Regions from separate parts of the Homo sapiens genome. Here region 1 is linked to region 2. Evidence: chromatin loops called from intact Hi-C (ENCODE). Cell type or tissue: CD4-positive, alpha-beta T cell. All regions are shown on one strand.

Region 1 (2,500 bases), 190 kb before region 2:
TTGATTTTTGTGCTGTGGGATCTTTGTTCTTTCCCTTTTCACAATAAAACCTTACCACTTTTCAGTTTTTGGGTCTGCACTACTTTTAAGCATTGTAATGCTCACTACGATGGTCTGCAGCTTCAGTCCTTAAGTCAGCGAGACCACGAACCCACCAGAAGGAAGAAGCAACTGCAGGCACGCCACCCTTAGGAGTTGTAACACTCACTGCAAAGGTTTACGACCTCACTCCTGAAGTCAAGTGAGACCACGAACCCACCGGAAGGAAGAAACTCTGGACGCATCTGAACAGCAGAAGGAACAAAGTCCAGACACACCATCTTTAAGAACTGTAATGCTCACCGTGAGTATCCGCGGCTTCATTCTTGAAGTCAGAGCAGGAACCCACTGGAAGGAGCCAATTCTGGACACAGTAGACTGGCAGGAACCAATGCCAGACACAGTAGCAATGAGGTTATTCATTGCCCGAAATCCAGATCTTGGTTTCTATATACCATTTTTCACTGATGTACTGTAGCTTCATGAAGCAATGGTGATTCTAGGTTTAGGGTAGGAATAGTATAAAATGGGACTGAAATATCTTTTGTGAGAAAGTGAAGTGCACAAAAACTGTTGGGAACTTATCAAAGGACATAGAAACCTGTTTGTGGCCGGGTGCGGTGGCTCACTTCTGTAATCCCAGCCCTTTCGGAGGCCGAGGGAGCGGATCACTTGAGGGACAGGAGTTCAAGACCAGCCTCACTAAGGCATAGTGGTGTGTTCTTGTAATCCCAGATACTCAGGAGGCCGAGACAGGAGGATCACTTGAACCCGGAATGCGGAGGTTGCAGTGAGCTGAGATCGCATCCACTGCACTCCAGCCTGGAGACTTTGTCAAAAAAAGAAAAGAGAGGGAGCAGTGTGAAAGGGCTCCAACTGACCAAATTTTAAATAATTTGAGCATCAACATAATAATAACAGTAATTATTTGTAAAGGAATCCATGAGTTCATCGTGATAAAATGAGACGGCAGGGAAAAGAAAGGGTATTCTTTGCAGGAAATGGCAACTAATAAATGTAGAAATGTGCTTCAGTTTCCTCACCTGTTAAATGGAGATAATTGTACCTAACTCACAGGGTTGTTATGCGGGGTAATGAATTAATACGTGTTAAAACACTATGTTGGCCGTTATTATATTGCCGCGTGGAAGACAATGTGTCACCTAGTATCTCACTTAAGACTACAGACGGGATTCAGAGTGACGACCACAGAGGTGTGGAAACCTCCGGCCTTCCTAGAAGGAACACAGCCGGAACCGCTGTTTCGCGGAGAGCGGGCCGCGGTGACGCATTTCCGGCCTTTGTAGTTTATCATTCTTTGGGCTGCGGTTGTCAAGGATTCAGAGCAGATGTGATCTGCGCTAGGTGGCATCTCCTCTCACGGATGCCTCGGTGAGCTTCGGAGTCGGGCTACCGCTGAGGGGCTTCGGAAGGGCCAGTCTGTGCACTGCGACCTGGACTGGGTGTGGGGATTTGGCGGCAGGGTCTTCTTGGCCAGAGATGGGCCGGGCAGGTGAAGGGCAGAGGAGGTTGCTCCGCAGCCTGGAAGGGCTTTGTTAACCAAAAGTCAGCGTCGTTGCCCCTACCCCTTTCCCCCACCCTATGTCTGTTCCTGAGCTCTTCAACCTCTCTGCCCTGTACTGATGGCACTCTGAACTCTCCGTATCTGCATCTTAGGATTCAAATAGATTCGGATATGAAGAAATGTTTGTATTTTCCGATGTCTTATTCTCTACTGTGGACTTATTTTAAAGAATGAGCAGGGATAGTTTTAAACTATGCCACAGCCTTTCTTAGTCTAACTCACATAGTATAAAGGCTCTTGCTGCTATCGAATTTTTTAAAAGAATAAATAGCATCTACTATGTGCCAGCCCAGCACTGTTCTAAGCACTTTACAAATATTATCTGCTTCTCATAACTCTATGAGATAGACACTATTATTATGTAGACTACACCCCACCTCTCTGTCCCGCCCCTTTTTAAAATTAACATACAAGAAGAAAATGAAGTTAGTAACTTGCCCAAGGTCGTAGAGCGAGTAAGGGGTGTAGGCAGGATTCAAATACAGGCAATTTGGCTCCAGACTCCATTTTCTTAAAACCTTTGCTATGCTAACTCCACTCTGTTCCTATATTAGCTTTACAGCTATAACCCGGGAAGTTACTTCGCTCATTTGAATCCCGTCCTTCTTTTGTACCTCAGTAGTCCTGGGCTTCTAGTTAGGATTTGATTGGAGAGAATATATCTGAAGACGTATATCTTTCAGTGTTTCTGCAAACCTGATGAAACAGCCGTTTTATTGGTTTGTGTGCATGTTTTCACCCACTCATCTTGTTCTTTGAGCAATAGAAAAAGATTACAGTCTTGGCCCTAAGGGAAAGTAGCAACTATTAATTAAACTACCATTGTACCAAAATTGTACATTATCTTATTAAAAGATTAATTTGCATGTTTATATG
Region 2 (2,500 bases):
AACAAACAAAAACAACCAAAAAATGTTATTAATGCCTGAGTCCCATCCTGTGACATTCTGATTTAATTGATCTTGGTTGCAGCCTAGGTATCAGGATGTTTTAAAAGCTCCCCAGTGATTCTGTGTGACACAGAGTGTGAAAACTGCTAACTTAACTTATTTCTGTAAATATTTGGATCTAGAAAAGTACTTAGATTCAAGTTCACTTATAAGGATACTTCATGGGCAGTGCCCCCTACCTTCTGTGGTAGCTCATCAAGAGAAAGATATTTTGTAGTATTTTTCATTTGCAACAGTCTTTGGGACTTCTCATTTTCTTAAGTTATGTTATTTCTTAATCCTTGGAATGTAGAGGCATAGGCAAAGAAAGAAAAACTCAAGAAAGTACTGACATGATATTTTTTCCCCTCATAAACTACTGAACTTGCATTTTGTAGCTTCTCCATTCCACTGGGCAGAAAGGGGCTTACTGAAGTGTCCAGTCAAATAACTTACAGTCAATTATGGCTTAAAATCGAGTCCCATCTAGTTCAAAGAATTCTCAGGGCTTTCTTCTATTATAGGATAGGCCTAGTTTATCACATGCCAGGCACTGTTCTAAGCACTTTACACAAGAGTGCTCACAACATTATCTAATCCCTAGTAATGCCTACAACATCCCTATCTACTATTACTTTCCCTATTTACAGATTGGAAAAGTCGGGCACAGGGAGGGTAAGCCAGGATTACACAGGTAACCTGGCTACCTGCGTATCTAGCCACTGTGCTTGACTGTGATTGGGGGCTGGGAAGAAACAGGAAGGAAGAAAGCAGAAGAGAATGGGGTCCCTGAAGCCAGAGACTAGAGAGTTTCTGGAGGTGGAGAGCAGCATAAGCCTGATTGCCAGAGAAGCAGCCATGGAATGTGCAAAGTGGTGAGTGGGGGAGTGGGACAGTGTGTTGAGGATTAGTGGGAGGTGAGGGCTACAGTCAGGGTCGGGAGGAGTAGTCTGGCCTTAAGGAGGAGGAAAAAAAGTGACAGATTAAGGGGGTGAGTGGGGAAGGACCAAGGGCAGCCACTGCTCGCTCCAGGCAAGTGCCTGGTGATGTGTTCTGCTGCTTTGATGTTTCTGAGAGAGACTAAAGGTCCCCCTGCCAGGGTTCTTGGGGCTCTGGGGAACCCCTGCTTTCCAGCTCAATTTTAGTGTCAATTTTATGCCAGCTGCTTAAGCAAGCTTTACATAGGAAAGAAATATGAGCCGCAGCGGCATCCTTCCAGGATTTAAAGGCTCAGTCCTATTTCTTATGATCCAAGGTCTGTCATCCTTTCCTTCTCTATCCCTTAACTGCCTTCCCTTGCGTGGAGGTAAGGACAGGGTAGCTAATGGGTTAATTCGGAGACAACCACCGAGAGAAGCTTCCTAGAGCGCCCAGGAAGTGGCCTTAGTTCCCATCGAGACTTCCTGTGCCCCAGCCTCAACTTCCCTCCTATGTCTGGAGAGTGATCACTTTCACTCCCAAAGACATCCTTTGGTGATACTTACTGTGGGATTCAGAGTGGGGTGCAGAGGACGACCCTGCAAAGGCACGGACTATAAGAGAGATCTGTGCAGCTGCGCCTCAGGGGGTGTCCTGGGCCCCTGGGCATGACAGGAGGGGGACCACTTGCAGTTCTACTGGAAAATTTACCACCCTTCCAGAATCCTCTGAAGATATACAGGTCGCAACTAGAGTGAGACCCGAGTACTGCCTTGGGTCAGAATGGCTAGAGAACCGAGAAAAAACGCAGCCCTGGACGCCCAGTCTGCAGAAGACCAGACGGGGCTCCTGACCGTGAAGGTGGAGAAGGAGGAAGCCTCCGCCTTGACGGCGGAGGTGAGAGCACCCTGCAGCCCTGCTCGGGGCCCCGAACGCTCCCGCCAGCGCTTCCGAGGCTTCCGCTACCCGGAGGCTGCGGGCCCCCGCGAGGCGTTGAGCCGGCTCCGAGAACTCTGCGGACAATGGCTGCAGCCTGAGATGCACAGCAAGGAGCAGATCCTGGAGCTGCTGGTGCTGGAGCAGTTCCTGACCATCCTGCCGGGGAATCTGCAGAGCTGGGTGCGGGAGCAGCATCCAGAGAGCGGGGAGGAGGTGGTGGTGCTATTGGAGTATTTGGAGAGGCAGCTGGATGAGCCGGCGCCGCAGGTAGAAAGAACAGGTTTAGTATCTGAGCGCTGTGGTCTGTTTCCTCCTGAAATCCCAGATCGGAGCGAGGGGCATTCCTTTAAGGTCCAGGAGTTCTTCATCTCTTTTTGTACTGTGAACCTCCTTGGCAGTAAGGTGAAGTCCCTGGACTCCTTCTCAGAATTATATTTTTAAATATATAAAGAAACTATAAAGGATTACAAAAGAACACAACTATATTGACATACAGTTAGCAAAGAATTAAATTTGTATTAAAGTCATATATGTGGATTTTTATTACTGCACTAAATAATAAGACCTAGGGACAGGGCTTATAATTGGCAATTTCAAAATGGCG

What was found. Hi-C counts contacts between places; a loop is a spot of excess contacts. Peaks named below come from ENCODE experiments on the same cell type or tissue, not always from the same donor. Only the 100,000 strongest peaks of a DNase experiment are listed, where the experiment ranks them.
Region 1: it touches region 2 in a loop (3-fold over the local background); 6 of 110 quality-filtered maps call a loop at or near these places.

Annotation. Positions count from the first base shown.
Region 1 is chr6:28,442,330-28,444,829 of GRCh38, reverse strand. ZSCAN23 (zinc finger and SCAN domain containing 23) reads left to right here and starts at 1,339. Exons shown (of 4, transcript NM_001012455.2): 1 at 1,339-1,431. RefSeq lists enhancers at 1,157-1,236, 1,407-1,456, 1,030-1,540. In CD4-positive, alpha-beta T cell, no CTCF peak of the experiment used is centred here; a DNase peak (open chromatin) is centred at 1,329; H3K4me3 peaks cover 1,160 bases; H3K27me3 peaks cover 766 bases.
Region 2 is chr6:28,251,221-28,253,720 of GRCh38, reverse strand. It overlaps ZKSCAN4 (zinc finger with KRAB and SCAN domains 4), which reads left to right and starts at 1,452. Exons shown (of 5, transcript NM_019110.5): 1 at 1,452-2,163. The coding sequence starts at 1,741. RefSeq lists enhancers at 1,644-1,693, 1,824-1,893. In CD4-positive, alpha-beta T cell, no CTCF peak of the experiment used is centred here; DNase peaks (open chromatin) are centred at 1,420 and 1,850; H3K4me3 peaks cover 1,697 bases; H3K27ac peaks cover 600 bases.